2 separate regions of the Homo sapiens genome follow, and region 1 is linked to region 2. The links are chromatin loops, found by intact Hi-C in ENCODE. Cell type or tissue: PC-3. All regions are shown on one strand. Links, peaks and the distances in the headings refer to the core of each region. The heading gives the core; the rest is flanking DNA. Region 1 overlaps LOC105373438 (a long non-coding RNA gene). Region 2 overlaps LOC105373438 (a long non-coding RNA gene).

What was found. Peaks named below come from ENCODE experiments on the same cell type or tissue, not always from the same donor. Only the 100,000 strongest peaks of a DNase experiment are listed, where the experiment ranks them.
Region 1: it touches region 2 in a loop (9-fold over the local background); 1 of 110 quality-filtered maps calls a loop at or near these places.

The regions. Positions count from the first base shown.
Region 1 is chr2:13,553,386-13,562,920 of GRCh38, forward strand. All of the region lies in intron 1 of LOC105373438 (a long non-coding RNA gene), which reads left to right. Among named protein-coding and RNA genes, the nearest start is that of MIR3125, 820 kb to the left of the region's middle. In PC-3, for the core only: no CTCF peak of the experiment used is centred there; a DNase peak (open chromatin) is centred at 5,196; H3K27ac peaks cover 2,111 bases.
Region 2 is chr2:13,647,978-13,657,512 of GRCh38, forward strand. The region is part of intron 2 of LOC105373438 (a long non-coding RNA gene); the gene reads left to right. Among named protein-coding and RNA genes, the nearest start is that of LINC00276, 750 kb to the right of the region's middle. In PC-3, for the core only: no CTCF peak of the experiment used is centred there; DNase peaks (open chromatin) are centred at 5,144 and 6,674; H3K4me3 peaks cover 248 bases; H3K27ac peaks cover 508 bases.

The DNA.
Region 1 (9,535 bases), core at 3,001-8,000, 95 kb before region 2:
CGAAGTCAATTCTCTCAAACTCTGCCACTGCTAAACTTATGTAATATTCTAAATCCTTTTGTTTTTGCTTTGAGGAAAGGTTTTGTTCTGTCACCCAGGCGGAAGTGCAGTGCTGTGAGCAAAGCTCACTGCAGCCTTGAATTCCCTGGCTCAAGTGATCCTTCCACCTCACCCTCCTGAGTAGCTGGGACTACAGGCCTGTGTTACCATGCTTGACTAATTTTTTAATTTTTTGTAGAGACCGGCCTCCCTTTGTTGCTCATGCTGGTTTCAAACTCCTGAGCTCAAGTGATCCTTCTGCCTTGGCCTCCAAAAGTGTTGGGATTACAGGAGTGAGCCACAACACCTGGCCTTCTATATCTTTTATTGTCATTCAAACAGTGTTCACAGCATCTTCAGCAGTAGATTCTAGTCCAAGAAACCATTCTCTTTGCTCATGCATAAGAAAAAACTCCTTATACTATCCATTGAAGTTTTATCATGAAATTGCAGCAATTCAGTCTTCTCAGGCTCTACCTCTAATTCTAATTTTCTTGCTATTACTACATCTGAAGTTACTTCCCCCACTGAAGTTTTAAACCCCTCAAATTCATTCAGTAGAGTTGGAATCAGCTTCTTCCAAACATCTGTTAATGTTGGTATTTTGGCCTTATCCCATGAATCATGAATGTTCTCAATAGCATCTACAATGGCAAATCCTTTCCAGGAGGTTTTTAATTTTCTTTGCCCAGAGCCATTAGAGGAATCGCTATCTATGGCAGCTATAGCCTTACAAAATATATTTCTCAAATAATAAGACTTGAAAGTGAAAGTTACTCCTTGATCCATGGGCTGCAGAATGGATATTTTGTTATTAGACAGAGAAACAACTTAATCTCCTTGTACATCTTTATCAGAGGTCTTGGGTGACTAGGTGTATTCTCAGTCAGTGATTTTACCTTGAAAGGAAGCTTTTTTTCAAAGCAGTAAGTCTCAACAGTGAGCTTAAAATGTCCAGTAAACCATGCAGTAAACAGATGTGCTGTCATCCAGGCTTTGTTGTTTCATTTACAGAGCACAGGCAGAGTAGATTTAGCATAATTCTTAAGGGTCTTAGGATTTCAGAATGGTAAACCAGAATTGGCTGCCATTCTCACTAGTTGCATTAGCCCCTAACATAAGAGTTAGCCTGTTATTTGAAGCTTTGAAGCCAGGCATTGACTTCTTTCTAGGTATGAAAATTTTAGATGGAATCTCCTGCCATTATAATGCTATTTTGTCTACTTTGAAAATCTGTTCTTTAGTGTAGCTACTGTCATCAATTATCTTAGCTAGATCTTCTGGATACCTTGTTGCAACTTCTACATCAGCATTTCATGTTTCACCTTGCACTTTTATGTTTCATGATATAGCTTCTTTCTTTCTTTCTTTCTTTTATTTATTTAGAGATGGAGTTTTGCTCTTGTTGCCCAGGCTGGAGTGCAATGGCGTGATCTCGGCTCACCACAACCTCCGCCTCCCGAGTTCAAGCGATTCTCCTACCTCAGCCTCCCGAGTAGCTTGGATTACAGGCATGAGCCATCAAGCCTGGCTAATTTTTTGTATTTTTAGTAGAGACAGGATTTCTCCATGGTGGTTAGGCTGGCCTCGAACTCCCAACCTCAGGTGATCCACCCACCTCGGCCTCCCTAAGTGCTGGGATTACAGGCATGAGCCACCGCGCCTGGCCTCTTTCTTTAAGCGTTATGAGCCCACCTCTGCTAACTTCAGATTTTTCTCTGCAGCTTCCTCACCTCTCTCAGCCGTCGCAGAATTGAAGAGAGTTAGAGTCTTGACCTGAATTAGGCTTTGGCTTGAGCGAATCTTGTGGGTGCTTTGATCTTCTATCTGTACCACTGAAGCATTCTCCATATAAGCAATAGGTTTCTTTACTTTTCTTGTCATCCATGTGTTCAGGGGAGTGGCTCTTTTAATTTCCTTCAAGACCTTTTTCTTTGCATTCACAACTTGGCTGTTTGGTACAAGAGGCCCACCATTTGGCCTGTCTTGGCTTTCAACATGCCTTCCTCAGTAAGCTTAATCATTTCTAGCTTTTGACTAGAAGTGGGAGACATGCAATTCTTCTTCTCACTTAAACATTTATAGGCCATTGTAGGGTTATTAATTGGCCCAAAGTTAATATTTTTCTATCTAAGCGAATAGGGATGACAAGGAGAGGGAGAGAGATGGGGGAATGGCCAGTGAGTGGAGCGGTCAGAACACACACCATTTATAGATTGTTTGCTGTCTTAAATGGGAGCAGCTTTTGGTGCCCCAAAGTATTTACAATGGTAACCTGAAAGATGATCAATCACAGATCACCATAACAGATATAATAATGGGTAAAAAGTTTGAAATATTGTAAGAATTACCAAAATGTGGCAGAGATACAACATGAGTACATGCTGTTGAAAAAATGATGCTGCCAATGGACTACCTCAATGCAGGGCTGCTACAAACCTTTACTTTGTAAAAAATGCAATAACTGCAAAGTACAATAAAGCAAAGTGCAGTAAGACAAGATTGGCCTGTGTACTTCAAGATATCAAGTTATACACAATAAATACATTTAATTTGACCTGTCAACTTAAAATAAATAAACAAATGTGAAAATAGGAAATGTCAATATTTAAAAGGCAATATTCATAAAAATTTGTCAAAAGATTCTCTTTTAGGTGCTCTTTCTACAAAAAAAGTAACTGGAGAGTTATAGATAGGTTAAATTACTTGACTATTGTAATCATTTCAAAACATCTTAATACACAATAATAATGAAAGCAAGAAAGAAAAGAAAATGGAGATGAATTATTTTGAGGGGAAAAACAGAAAACGAAGTAAATATGGTAGAGCTGCATTTATTAAGAGTAAAATGAACTAGAATTTGTTGAGCATCTATTTTATGCTCAACATCTTGTTGACAGCATGTGATCACAAATGTACTTTTCAACAACCTTCCTGGTAGAAAATATTCACAGATATGCAGACTGGTGGCTTCAAAGGGAGACACAGCTACTAATTGGCCACACTGGATCTAACACCCAGGCCTCTCTGACTTCCAAACACATTATCTTTCCACTATACCACACTGAAGTCTTGTGATACCAAAATTCTTATCTCATTTAATAATATTCTCAACTTTTTTCACTGTTAAATTGGATAAAGCATGTGTGATTACATATAATGTTTTCTACCTGTTCTGACAAGAATAAATTATTTATAGCATGCAAAAATTATTGGAAAAACATCTTAAAATATCTTTCATGGAGTTAATAATTAAAAGCACTGTGGCATTTAAGATTTCTCAAGAGGAACCTTGGGAGTCTGATAAAAAGCCAAAAAATCTTCTCTTTTTTCTGTCTTCAAGGTTTCTAACACTTGATAATGTAGGCTCCTCTGCATTTTAAAGAACAGAATTTTTTGTTCAACAATGAGGCAGAGCACCTTGTAAGAAATTAGTGTAATGGGGGTCATAGCCTGCATTTTTTTTCTGTCACCAACAACTTAAGTGTCAATGTTCTCTGTTCCTGTGGCTGCCTGCCTAGGTTTTGAGCACCCAGACATCTGATTCTTAATGCTTATTATTTTAATTTCCCTCTTACATTATTCTAAATCCTTAGTGCATGTACATATGTACATTGATACACACATTTTGAGAGACGGCTTCTCTATATTGTTGAAAATAAGAAAGTAAAACTAACCTTAAAATAAGCTATGGCTTCCCATTTCTTGCAGGGTTAAGTCCAAAAACTTAGCATGGAATATATGGCTCTTCAAATATTGAAGCCTTTTTGTTTTATTTCTTAGAGCTCCTCCTTCTCCCTATTCTGCATATGATGCTTAATTGTAACTGAACTATTGCTATTTCCCCACATGTGCCACACCTGCCTCAACCTTGCTTTTGATTAGCCTTGAAAACTCTTTTCCAAATCTCCTTGGTGTCATAAATACCTTAATGTTGTTCAAAAACCAGCATAGATCTCACCAGGGACTTCCCCACCCCTCTATTATTCCAGGGTTAAATATTGTCATTTTGCATTATTTTAATAGCAGGTGGACAGTTTCCTAAGGAACCCAGCCAACATCAGAGAAGCTAATTTGCAGAAGGCATATGTTGCCAATGAACCAGATGTTGATTCTTATTAATTTAACAAAAATAGGTTTTAAGGAAACAACAGTCTTGAACATATACAATGAAAAGAAATATACTTTTCTTATGTGTGTATGTTTGAAGTAAACCCTCATACATTTTTGTGTGACTAAGTCATACTAACAAAATCAAATGTCATAATTTCATGTCTTTTATATATTTTTATGTGATCTTAGAATGATAAATTTGATGAGATCCTTAAGTCTAGCTACCTCTTCTTTGCCAACATTATAACCATTTTACATGGGAGAAAATGCCCATGAGGTCAGGTAAATGAAGTATTTTGCCAAATGATCATACAATTGTGAAATTATACAAAAGGCTCAGAATATAAATCTTCTGAGCCCCCTGTCTAGTGTTCACTCTGGCCTATCAACTATATGAATGGGTATAATATGCAAAAATATAAATTTACCCATTGTGCATTACCCAAAGTTAGCCAGACTGGAGGCTAAGGGCACAGTATATCAGATGATCGGGTCTTCCCAAGACACCAATGGCAAGCTGGAGGCTTTCCCAAAACCACTCTCAGTTTTGATAATTCAGCAGAAATTTCAGTAGACTCACAGAACTCACTGCAAGCTATAACACTCACAGTTACATTTACTTCAGGCAAAGGACACACATTAGAAAGAAAGGCATAAGGTAGAATATGGCAGGGGCCTAAAGCAGAGTTTCTGCTTGTCATCACGCTGTGGAGTCGTGGATGGCATTGCTGCCTCCCAGCCACAATGTGTTACAATATCCAGAGATTATTTCCAGTCAGAGAAGCCCACACATGCTACAGTATTCAGAGCTTTTACTGGGCCTCTATTATGTAGGTAAGCACAATTACTTTAATTATTGCTTATGTGGTTGAATTTAGTCTTCAGCATCTCCCTTCGCCATAGGTTGGGCTGATACCTTGTGGGCTAAAGTCCCAACCTTTAATCACCTGGTTAGTCTTTCTGGTCTAGCCAGCCTCCTAGCCCTAAGATTGTTGCATGTGGTCCCGGGGTTTACTCAATGAGTCACTTTTTAAGCATAAACTATGAGGTGTGGTTAAGGGGCCCGTCATGGGTAACAAAGACACTCTTATGACTCAGGAAAATTCAAACTTATAGAGGTTACCTCCCAGGAGTTAGAGTCCAAATTTCTTACTATAAATACACAGGATCAGATGATGTGTTAAGCTGTTCTTGTGTAGCTATAAAGAATTACCCATGACTGGGTAATTTATAAAGAAAAGAAGTTTAACTGGCTCACAGTTCTGCAGGATTTACAGGAATCCTTGGTGCTGGCATCTGCTTGCTCTAGTGAAGCCTCAGGGAGTTTTCAATCATGGTGGAAGGCAAAGCAGGAGTAGGCACTTCACATGGCAAAAGCAGGAGCAAGAGAAAGTGGGGTGAGAGTGGGTGCCACGCACTTTTAAAATGACCAGATCCTATGAGAACTTTCTATTACAAAGACAGTACCAAGCCATGAAGGATCCACCCCCATGATCCAAACACTTTCTCCCAGACCCCACCTCCAGCATTGGGAGTTATGATTCAACATGAGATTCGGGCAGAGACAAATATACAAACTATATCAGATGCACAATATATATGCATCAATAATAATAACGCATCATCCAAATATATAACCTTGACATGTGATTTTTAAAAGTTATATATTTCATTTATGTGTAAATGTAAACATATTCTATCATTGCAATTCTCTATAGATAGAACATGGTTACTAATGTCCTCAATATAAGATAATGGGGAGGAAAAATTGTATTCTACTCCCTATGTTTCCTCTATTAACATGATGATAACATGATATTTTAACGGAAGCAGAAAGTCCTCCATTAAAATGACATTTCTGTGCTCTCTCAGGCACTTTTTCAGCACTCCTAGGTGAGAAAGGGTGACTTCTTGATTATTGAGTGTGATTGAAGCAGATGGACATGCCTGGCTCAGACCCTTCCAAGCTAATTCTTAGATTCTGCCTAACCCCCAAAAGTATGAAATTTCTACTTTTCTAGAGACAGGCTTCCATGAGTAAGGTGGTCACACATTCTGCTTTGCCCAGATAAGTCAAAGTTTGTCCTTTCCTGGAGCCTCATCCAATTTAGAATGTGTACTGATTTTTTTTCTTATAAAGTTGTATTATTAACAGCTTCAGGAAAATAAGTGACTATATGTTTGACAGACCAAAACTTGTCTTTTTTCTAGCTTCTGTCGTAATCTTACCTATTAGTGTCAGAAGTAAATTCTAAGTGAACAGAGCTCTCATTTAGCACATGGATAAATCAGAGTTGACCAGTGAGCAAGCTTCTCTCTTGAGTAGCCTTTCTCAATGTCAGTACCTCTGGCCTCCCTTTAAAGTACACCACACAGGAGTATATTCAGACATAAACAGCTACAGACAGCCAATTCCTTCTAGTCTTTGAATAACGGGAGAAGTAGTTAATGCTGCTATCCCCACAAGCTACCTCTTGTATCAGAAAATGGGGCCACAGAACTTCTAGTAAGCTGTGAGATGTACAAATTACATCAGGATACCTTAGTGAAAATTTTAAAAACTTACAGTTTAGATGGAATAAGTGTGGAAAATAGAAACTGAGAAATCTAACCATAGATAAAGAGAAGATGGCAATCCTTTTGCTACAGAGGTAAATCACAATTATTCATTTTGTTATATTACTTGATAATTTAATAATAAATTCTACCATTGATGAGTTTTTAAAAATGTACAGTTAATGAAAACTTTAGTACTAAAAGTCCACATTTATAAACATTGCTGATTGTGCTGTGGACTAAGCTCTGGTTTTTCAGCTCTAAAATTAATTTATATACTTTGCTTTAGGATGCTGGGGCTGAGATTATATAAACTATATTTCTTCTTTGTCACATGGCTTGCTGTCAGTTTCTGAACATAGGTGGCCTACTGAGAGACTAACAGGTAGGAGAAGAGAAAAGGGGAATTCTTTATTCTTTGTTCTAATGTTTTTCTGTCTCAGAACCAGGTTCATCATACCCTCTAGGCTGAAACTAACACCAGGTGTCAACCCATTTTCAGAGGCCTGAGTTTCATTTCTGAGAGAACCCTCCAACAAGTTGTTTTTTTCTGGGTCCCCACATTATATGGGTACCACACCCTTTTTCCAATTCTGTGCAATCCTTTCTGTAAGACTCTAAATTCTAATAACCCCAACTTCTTCCTTCTGTTTCCCAAGAAATTAGGGATGATAGCAGTTTTTTGAAGTTACAAGCCACCTTCTGTCAGTATTCCTTTCTTTTTATTTCTGTACTCTAAAACCTGTCTAACCAACTGTCTGTGTTTATTTTCTCAGTTAAAATAACTGGTATTGATTTTTTTTATTGGAGTCTTAGTGTGTAATTTTCACAAAATGTCTATCAGTATTTATCATCTAATGTGGTAAACCCAGAAGATACGAATCACAATAGCAGTTACTGTGAGAGAGGAGCAAGCAGATAGCCAAGAGGAGAGTTGTGTATTTTCAAATTAATTTTTAATTCAATTTTTGCACATATATGAAGTGGTAACAAATAGCTGTTAAAATTTTGGCTTTATTAGCAGAAGAAAAACTTCATAAATAATGCTCATTTATAACATGTAATCAATAATATATACAATCAGATTAATTCCAATATTGTTCAGATATTTTATACAATTCATGAAATCAAAATCTTTGGAAGCTAATTTTATTAAACATGAAACAAGCAGAAATATTGTGAGTGTTATAGAATATCTTGCTTAAAAGTCCAATTTTTTTTTTTTTTTTTGCTTAGAGTATTTTAAATACATGTTTTGAGGTGGTGGAGATCATAGCAAAACCAATATTCCATTTTCATTAAATTAAGAATTCTGTTGGGAAACATGTATTTGAATTTGGTTTTGGGAAACATAAAATTCTCAATTGTGTCCAAGCAAGGTGTGATGTACTGCCAATTAAAATATAGAGGTGGGGAGCAAGGCAGCAGAATAGGACTCGCCTGCAATCATCCCCCCACAGAAACATCAATTAGAAGAAGTGTCCATGCACAAGAATACATTCACAAGACCTGAAGAAACCAGGTCAGAGACCATAGTACCTGGTTGTTGCATAACAGTAAGAAAAGACACACTGAAGAAGGTAAGAAGAGTATTTTTACATTACCTGTATCACCCCTCCACAATCTGAGGCAGTGCAGTGTGGAGAGAGATTCTCTCTGCTCAAAGAAAAGATAGACAAATGATCACAGGATTTTGCCTCAAATCATTACACTTGGCCCATCACAGTAAAACTCAGCACTGGACAGATCCCCATAGCTCCATATTCTAGGCTGGTACCTGTGGCCTGATCCTGTATACCTGCCCTGGTGCTGGTGGGATAACACAGCTCTAAGCATTATGCTTGCTGGGAGAACTAAATTTCTGGTCTACAACACTTTTAGGCTGACGTGAGTGGCCTCAGGAGCCAGAAAGCCCTCATTATCAGGCAGGCCTCAGAGGTCCCAGACTTATGGTATGCCCCAGCTCCATACTTACCATAGCAAGGCCTAGGCTTCTGGAACACCATACCGGCCACAGCTGCTCTGTACTTCTGACATATGACAGAATTGTGTCTGCTGCAGGGCTTTTCCAGAGAAAGCCAGCCTGTGAAGACTAAAATGAAAATCTACATTTTCAAATCCATAGACATTGATGAACTACCAAAAAGATCAAGAATAATCAGGGAAATATTACATCATCAAATGGACAAAATAAGGTGCCAGTGACTGATTCTAAAGAAATGAAGATGTATGCACTTCCTGACAAATAATTCAAAATAACTTTAAGGAAGCTAAGTAAACTTCAAGAAAATACAAAGAAAAAACTCAATGAACTAAGAAATCAATCAGAAGATGAAATTTAATACAGAAATTCAAATAATAATTAAAAACCCCAGGAATTCTGGAGATAAAATTGACAATGAATGAAATTTTAAAAAGCAAGGAAGAGCATCAGTAGCAGAAATAATCAGGCAGAAGAAGGAATCTGTGAACTCAAAGATGGGTTATTTGAAAATATACACTCAAAAGAGAAAAAAGAGACAAAGAATGAAAAAGAATAAAGAAAACATATAGGATTTTTGAGACTGCCTCCAAAGAAGGACTGTTTGAATCAAAGGAATTTGAAAGAAGAGAAAGGTAGAAAGTGATATCCCAGTACATGAAAGTCAAAAGGTTCCCACCAGATTCCATCTAAATAGGACCATCCCCAAACAAACAATAATAAAACTGTCAAAATTCAAATGAAGAGAGAATCCTGAAAGTAGTAAGAAAAAAGAAGCAAATGACGTATAAAGAATTACCTATACAGATAGCAGCAGACTTCTTGGCAGAAACCTTCATGTGGAGA
Region 2 (9,535 bases), core at 3,055-8,054:
TAGGGCCTCTCGTGTGTGCATTAAAAGTGAATAAAGATAATTCAATTGACTGAGAAGAAAAAACCCTTTTTCCAGCAAAACAAGATCCAAGAAGATTAAAAAAAAAAAGACATAAAGGCCCTGTAAATATATCTATAGCTTGGATATCCATATTTAATGAAGCTGAATTTTAAACATAGCACTCTTTTAAAAAATTATTTTAAATCCATTATTACACGACTTTAGCCACGCCAAGTGGCCAATATTTCTGGCTTTTGAACTTAACCAAAAGTAACCTCACAGATGAAACCAATAAGCGTTAACTATGGTTATGACTTAACTGCGAGTGTATGAGGTATTTTCAAAGAGGTGATAAGGAGTTTTTACAATATCTAGAATCTTCAATGGTAGCTCAGAGAAAGAAAGATTTAAGAAAGGATTCTAGAAGTCGTTCATGGAAGGGAAGCGAATCAGCAAATGTCACACAGATATTAACCAGAAAGTACTCATTTCCTAAGCCTGGGTTGAACCCAGGCTGTCATTGTAAAATGGCAGAGATCAAAAGAAAGGACTGCCACATGGTTACAAGGTCAAGCTCCCGAGGATGTAAAACAAGGTGGAGAACTCATCCAGTTTGTTTGTTTTTTCCTTCAGAGACCTGCAGAAAAGTTGTTACTAACCAGTTTGCTAGGCTGGCTTGAACAGTGAGCTTATGGGGTCCTAGGCCAGCATTCTATCCTAAGGTAACCCTCTTTCTGATAGAACCATAAAGAAAGACACACAAAGCGCACCAGATTGGCTATAGCATAAGACTAGCCTCACAAATTCTTATTTCCATTAATCAAAACTTTACAGAGGATGTACACAGTGATTTTTACCATTCCCACAACCAGTTTGCACAGAGAGAGAGAGGCCAGAAGTCTGACTGGTAAGAGCTTTTACTCTTTTGTCAGCATGTCAGGCTGCTGGGTTTCCTTCCCCTGAGCTGTGGAGCCCTTTTGACCCTGGAGTCCTGTAAAGGGGGAATAGACAAATAGGTTTTATTTGCATACTGTAAAAGTTGTCCCTCCTCAAGAGACTTGTGTAGTTAGATCTGTAATTTCTTCCTGATTCATTTTTAAACCAAACAGTTTAAGGTTTGGGGAAATTAAATTTTTCTCAGTTTGGGGAATACATCCCAGGGGAGGGTCCTGTGTTATGGACACACAATTACTCATCCACAAAGAGAGGATGGAGAAGGAAACAGGAGAAATTGGGCATTTTTTTCCACAGGAGTCCCAATGATTCAGGATGCATTCAAGAGAAATACAGACCGACGATGGTTGGTTACCCATCTGGAAATAGGGGAAAAATATATTCTGTAGTTTGTTTCTCTTCCCAGTGAATACACAGAGTGTGTGAGAGAGAGAGACAAAAAAGTGTCCCCGTTTTGTCTTCCGCACTTATATTTCTGAGTCCTGGCAACCTCGGTGGGCACCACTTGTGGGTGCCAATGTGGTTTTCACCCATATAACAGGGAGACCAACAGGGTAGGATTCATCTGCACTCACCTATGCACTGGCCTATCCTCCCCGCTGTCAGTAACGTTTGAGTTCCCTAGATCTCATCTATGCCATGTATACGAGCATGATCTCCATCCACGAAACGGGGCAGGGGGACTGGGGGGGCACTAATCAGCTGGAATTAGTCATACTCACGTGTACTGTGCCCCTTGACTTCTGTTGTCATCTGCCTCTGGATCCCTCAAATCCAGTTTTCCTTTCTAGGGCTTCAACTGGAAGCTTGGGATTGAGTTTGGGACAAAAAAAAAAAACCTCAGGAGGGTACATGGACTCATTAAGATAAGTCCCAGGTGGCCCTTGCCAGACTGCAGTCAACAGCCAGGAGGGCTGCTCTTTCACTGCTTTCTTACCATAAGCCAAAAGCTAAGGTGAAAACTGTGGAACTGAATCCTCCTCAAACAAGGGAGAGAACAGGGAGTCCCTTAGAATTTGGGACCTGACCTAGGAACATGTCTTCCAGAAAAAAAAAAAAAGAAACGTAGAAAAGTTTTCTGTATTCACAGGGCTGTGTTAACTCCTAGCATGGTGGAGAAAAGAAGTAAAAACTTCTTTTAATGCAGGGAGGGGAAGATGCCTGGGGAAAAAGTCTCTTGCTCTCATGCAAATTGGTTCCTTCAACAGGGAAAAAAAAAAACAAACAACTTGTAATCACTGACTCCTCCCTGCTTCTGAGAATAGATGAAAACTGCACTATTCTGAATTAAATTGTTGATGACTGTTCTGAATTACATATTTTGATGACTATAACTGGATAGTTATAGAAATATAACTATCCAGTTATGTCTCTAGTTTGCAACAACACCCCAACATTGTCAAAGAAAAGATAGGTGCCATGACGCCCTAAAATAAAGAAGGAAAATGCCATAAAAAAGACTAGATTATACTGAAACTGACATTCCCAACCCCTGAGAGCCAAGAGGGTGGTGGTGGCAGTGTCCTCTCCTGCATCCTGTCCTCTGTAGTAGTGCTATTCACTCTTAACTAGCTAATCAGAGATTTGGTCCTTCATATGTCTTTAGTAAAAAGTCTGAGGACAAGAAGCCTTAGAAAACAATGAAGAGTGTAGTTCCACATTTACTCACCCTTCAGGGATCCCAGATGATCCCCCAGAAAATGACACAGGATTCTTCTCCATCACTTTTGCCAGCCAGAAACACCTGGCCAGATGCTCCCTTGCTGCACCTCGGCCCAAGGCATCAAGGCAGGCAAAACCCTGCCAGTGTTTCTGTCACATGGTGTGTCTGCCCTCCTCCAGCAGAGGGCAGAGGGCCACGATGTTATAGCCTTTTCTATACACATATTCAGTGTGTCCCAAGCTCTTGTCTCATGTCCAAGAAAAATGAGGATATTCTGACTCAAAGAGTCAGGAGGGTAGAGAATAATTGTATTGATTGACAGAATAACTTTCAGCAGAGGGGAAATGGATGGTCCCCCACTCCCATGCTTGGGTGGTTTCTCCCCCAGGGTGGCTGAATCTGGGGTTTTTATAGGCACAGGATGGGGGAGGGGCGGGCTGTAGGTAATATGGGAAAAGGAAACATTTGATTCATCAAGCATTATTCAGAAAGAACCAACCAGGAAAGGGCAAGAAAACAGGAAAAGAAGTTCTCACTCTGTGTCACATTTTTCATCCAGAATGAACACTTGGGTGTTTCAGCCTTCTGGCTGTTTTTGGCTTGAAGGTGGTGGGGTTTCATTGCAGACCTGCCCATATCTGCCTAGGCATTTGTCTGCTTCCTGCCACTATGACCATTAAGACTCTCTTCTCTGTCCACTCTTTTGTCTCAAGGGAGACAGGCCTTCCTGGTGTGTAGGTGTTTATATTTCACAGGCCATCCCACACAGCTGTCAAGGGTTAATTCCTCTGTAAATCTTATTGGATTCATCACTTTTCATTTTCATCATATTATTATCACTTTTGCTTCTACAAAGCTTTTTTGTCAGCATCAAAAAAAAATTAGAAAAAGGTACATTAAGATGGGGAGATGTTAAGTGACTTGTTGGTTATTCAGCTAGTGGCAAAGCAATGGTTAGCACCCAATCCTGACTTTCTGAGACACTCATAATCCACAGAAATCCTAAACCTTTTGTCTACTACCAGGCATATAAACAGAACCTTACTGTTATCTCATAAATATGTACTATCATTTACAGTTTCATTATTAATTTTACTCTTCTCAAGTACCAAAACACCACCTCCCCCTGACAAATGAACTTATGCTTTTTATGTTCTACCTGTGAGTACTAGGATCATCAATCATATCTACAGCTTCCCCTCAGTTGATTTATGGATAGTTTGTATTTTCACTGTATCTGTCTCACACCTTTTTGAAAAGGGAACATTGTATGGCTACTTTTATGTGATTAACTCCTCCATCAATTTATGTGTCAATGATTGCCTTCCTGTAATGGATTCAATTTCTCTGTCCCCATTGTTTCTTTCTCACTAGAGAAGTTCTTTAAAATTCTATGAAAATGAAACTGTGCTAAATTAAAAATCTACTCATGATAATAGGAGACACTCAAAATTATGGGTTTCAGTTTCAGGCTTCTCACCATGTCCTCAGATTGTACTCCCTTTCTAGCCCTTCTGCAGCAAATAAACCTTTGCCATCAGTTCACCAAAAGCACTCATGAGAGGAAAAATGGCATATCACTAAATATAGAGTTCTTTGTCACTTCTTGATTTCAAATTTACAACTAATACTCAACACTTTAATTAAATCTTTCTTTTCTCTTCTTCCTAAAACATACATGCAAATTAAAAAAAAAATCTTGACCCTATTTCCTGTCTCTCTTACTCTTCTTCTGCCTTCTGTATGCACATGCAAGAAATCTATTTTCATCTGTTTTATTTCTCAGTTTTACATATGGGAATTCATCTTCTAGTCATCTAATATCAATAATTCCCAAATCTAGATCTCTAGTTTTATAGATAGTTTTATTTTGCATATTAATTTTTTCTGCTATCTGTTTAACAGCATATTCAAAAACTAACTCATTATCTCTTTATTATAAAATGCATTTTTCCTTTTACTATCATTATCTAAAAGTTCATTAATAATATGCTAGAATACTTTTTATTTTTAAAGCAAATGATCACTGAAATTGTCTTGCTCAGTATTACAATTTAAACAAATAATCAAATGATCATTGTGTGACTCATGAATAAGTCATCTCCATCAGCACATGGAATAAATAGTTGGAAACGTGGAAGAAGTGCAACATGAAGCAAAATACAAATTGAATCAATCAGGAAGCATTCAGAAAGCATTAAATAATCAGGCAGATGAGGGAGTAAATGGCAGGGGATAACTGCTTTTCTGACTTTGGCATGGCTGACCATTAGACCCTCTTATGAAGTGTAAATGGGACCCACTTATAGGTAGATAGGAATGAACCTACAGCCTGGATGGGTACATTCTCTTAATTATAGGCATAAAAAAGAAGAGTGTCTTGAATAAAAATTGTTTACAACAAATTATATAGGAAATACAGTGCTGTAGTAGATACCTCTGGTGCCTATGACATGCCCCCTCAGCCCACCTCAGATGCAGCCACAGCTGTTGTGAACTGTTATGAGGAGCTCAGACTCATTTCCTGCTGCCAATGACTCACCTAGTGTCAACTCCGCCCAACTTTCTGCATTCTGTTGCCAGGTCTTCTTCAGTGGCAATTTCATCTGGAAGGGCAGGGGCTTATCATCCTCAAGGCAACCTTTAACTAACAGTTACTGCAGACAGTGGGAAAAGGCATTAGCTTTTTAGGTGAACAATCTAAAAAGCATCCTCTATGATTGTCAGAAGTCTCATGCTGCCTACAGATGACATAACAATAATAGACCTTAAGTTAGCTTTTCCTCTTTTCCTGTCTCATGCTCTAAAATCTGTTATTCCATAGATCATCTCCCCAAAAAACATCTGTATGTATGCAAGTTCTTTTTTCTGTCCATTTTTGATAACCCTAAATTAAGACAAGCACATTTTGATATTTTTTTTTCCTAACTCGATAATAAATGTGTAATTACATTTATGCAAGAATTATTTTCTTCCAGGCTAACCCTGTTAATTTGTCTTTCAAATTCCCAAAATTTTATTTTTGTCTGTTCGTAGTCTTCAGCATGTGGATGAGAATGTGACATTTTTTCTTTAGTGCTCTTATTTAGTATATTTTGGTATTCGTTTATTCACTTGCTTCAGCAACAATCTTTAATTAACAAAAACCCTTAATTGAATTCCACAATATGCTTTAGTTTCCAACAATAGCCTCTGCAGTTGTTGATCAATCTCTTTCTCTCTGAACTGCAAGGCTTTTCACTGCACTTATGTGTCTTTTACAGATTGCATTTGTCTCTGTCATGATCAGTATATTGCTCAAGCAGTGGAAATAAGAAAAGAATTATAAATATTATCCAATGAGAGACTCACTTCTTCTGTGGCCTGAATGGAAAATGTACTCTCATTGTGTAGCACCATGCCTTTGTGTGTAAAAAATCAATAACTATTTCTTGGAAAGAGGATCATCTAGGTTCACCCCCTGGGCTCGGAAAAGGAAACTTAAGTTATTACACCTAATAAGCTCTGTGGGCTTAGATATGTAAATCTTCTCTTGCTCTCCACTTGTACATCTATACAATAACATTATCTTGGTGATTTTACGGTTGTCTCCAGCTAGAAAAATGTCTATGTACAAAAAAAATGCCTTTTTCTTTATATTATTTCCCTCTTTTATAGAAAACAAAGATTTTTGTTTAAACAACCTCTATTTTTACTGCTTTTTTTAAAAAATTATACTTTAAGTTTCAGGGTACATGTGCATAATGTGCAGGTTTGTTACATATGTATACATGTGCCATGTTGGTGTGCTGCACCCATTAACTCATCATTTAACATTAGGTATATCTCCTAATGCTATCCATCCCCCATCCACCTACCCCACAACAGGCCCCAGTGTGTGATGTTCCCCTTCCTGTGTCCATGTGTTCTCATTGTTCAATTCCCACCTATGAGGATGTTTTTGTCTTTCAACAATGGAACCTCCTCTTCATGTCCAGACACCAGGATAACTTTTTTCCAGCTAGTCCAAAGATCTGTTGTTGTTTCATAAAACCACACAGTGGCTCATAAACTAAGGCAGCTTGCTTGTAAAGATTTCAGCTAGATAAGCATCCTATTTGGCACCAACTATTCATCTCTCAAACTAGGTTTGTTTACCTAGTTTCCTATCTCAGCTATAACACCTATACTTAATTTCTAGTGAATGTTAATTTATATCTCACAGCCCAACCTGATGTATTATCTCAGCAGCTTGCCAGAATGAATTTTCAGTTTCTTTAACACATTGAATTAAATCTACTGTCACTGAGAAATTTACTTTTATTTAAACATGTATTACTATTAATATATCTCTTAGAATTTTCTGTTAGAGGTCACACTTATTGGACAGTTGCAAAAAACATAGAGGTTTAATACCAAACCAGACAAAGTTCAAATCCAAATTCCCACTTTTATTAACTCCATGAAATTTTATCTCTTTGAGTTTCTAATTATTTCCTGCAATACAGGTAAAATATTTACTCAGAAGGCTTAAAAATAAAATGATACAGTATTTATAAAACAAGTAACAAAAGACCTAGTACGTGACATGTCCTCAACAAATATTACTTCCTATAAAATAATAAATGTAGTCTAATTCCAAGGATTCCAAAAGATAAATACAATTGATTCACATCAGTTATAGGAGATCGAGAAATATGTCTTTGTCTTTGGAGCCATTGTATAGTAGGGAAAATAATGCAAGTCCTGCATTCAGAGGTAGAATCATTCCCCTGTTTGGCACATACTAGGTGCATGCCCACTGGCAAGTTGTATAGAGACAAATGCAATCTGTAAAAGACACATAAGTGCAGTGAAAAGCCTTGCAGTTCAGCAAGCCTTTATGTTTCTTGGTGAAATAGGTTCCTTATTATAGAACTGTTTTGAGGGGAACATTAGATCCAATAACAAACACAAAATGCCAAACAAAGTACCAGGCAGGGAGTTGATCCTCAAGCCACAGTAGCTAATAATAACTAAATAAGTTGTTAGCACCTTTCAATACAGATGAGTTTAAAAGTACGTCCTGTTGAAAGGCCAAGAGGTAGTTTACCTGTCAGCGTGTCTAAATATATTAGTGCAATATGGGCATTGTGCAAATGGATCCAAGATTGACTCCAGTCTTAAATACATTTCTTCCTTGTGAAAGAATTGTTTTTCAAATATACAGGCTTGTGTGTTGTTACAGAATGTTTCTCATATCTCTGAGGATATTTCTAAATTAATCAATTGGTATTGTTTGGGAAAAGATTAGATATATTTATCTTCTAGAGGACCCCTGTAATGTTTCAGTTTCCAACTTTATTAAACTAATGCCAATTCTATTTATCAACTTAAATGTCCTTTCTTCTAGGAAGTCTTCCCTTACTTAGGTGAGGTGTTCCTACTTTGGCTCTAGGGAAGTCTAGGGGAGCAAAGGTCACAGATGCCAGTGTCTATGTTCCATTAAGCACCAAAATTGGTGATTCTCAGGCATTGCTTTAGAAACTACTTAGCTCCCTGCCTGAGCCCTCTGATCATGTATATGCCTGAAAATAAATCAACAGAATTGTGGTGTCTTCTTCTCTCCAAATTTCAAATCTCACCTTAGTGACTCTCATAAGAGGAAGCAAAAAGAAACGCTTATATTGTCCCTGGCTTGTACCCTACAATACAACAGAGATCTGAGAAGAAGCTCGTGGCAATAGTGAGTTAACAATCACAGACTTTACCAGAATAAAGATAAAGAAAAAGATGTTCCCTTAATCATTCTATTTTCCTCTTTTGGGTCCATGACTACCAGATAGCTAGAATTGCTGTGTTGAATAAATCAAGAGGATGAAATAAAATACAATTATAAAGTGTTTATTTGAGTTGCACATGCATGAGCTATACAAGCAACTATCTGATTACTCTGCAGGTTGTCAGATGTAATGCAGAGATGGTGCAGACTGTGTTCAGGACTTTAGCTGCTCAGGAAGATTTCTTAGTACTAAATTGTCCAATCGGCATGCTTTTTTATATATTCATGTGACTAATAACTGAGGTCGTGGAATAATTAAATACCTATGTTGAATAAATAGCATATGAAGATAAGCCAGAAAAAGAATATTTTCAAAGCAGAAGGAGGTTTACCATGTTTATCTACTTTAGCATCAGCATTTAGATAATTAGAATTCTATAGGAAGGGATACCTGAAAGTTTTTAATTTTTCTCCTTTCTTTTCCTTTTCCTTTTTTCTTTTAAAAAAATTCTTTCTTTTTATCTCCTTTTTAAAAAGTATTCTTTTAAAATTGAATATAGTGTATGTGTAGTATACAAATCTTAAACATATAACTCAATGAAGTTTATACATGTTTGTAACCATTTAACCACTACTCACATTGAGATATAGAATGTTTTCATCAACAAAAAATGACTCCTCCTGTTCCAACTCACCCACTACATTCCAGAGGTAATTCCTGTTCTCATTTTTTATTATCAGAGATTAGTGTTTTCTGTCATTGAGATACATGGTGAATTATATAAATATTCTCTTTGTGTTTCTGTTGTTTCATTCAACGTATCTGTGAGATTCAGCAATGTTGTTGTGTGTTATCAGTAGCTTGTTTATTTTTATTTTTATATAGAACTCTATTATGTAAATCTATTACACGTCACCTAAACATTCTTTAGTTACTAGTTTTTAAAGTTGTTTCCACATTTTGGAATTATGAGAAGCTGCTATGAGCACTCTAACATATACTTTTGATTGACATACACACTCTTAACTATATAATCTAGGAGTAAAATGTTGGGTCATAGTGTTGGCTTGTGTTTACTATAAATGGATATAAGGCCGGAAGTGGTGCCTCATCCTGTAATCCTAGCAATTTGGAAGGCTGAGGCAGTCGAATCACTTGAGTCCAGAAGTTTGAAACC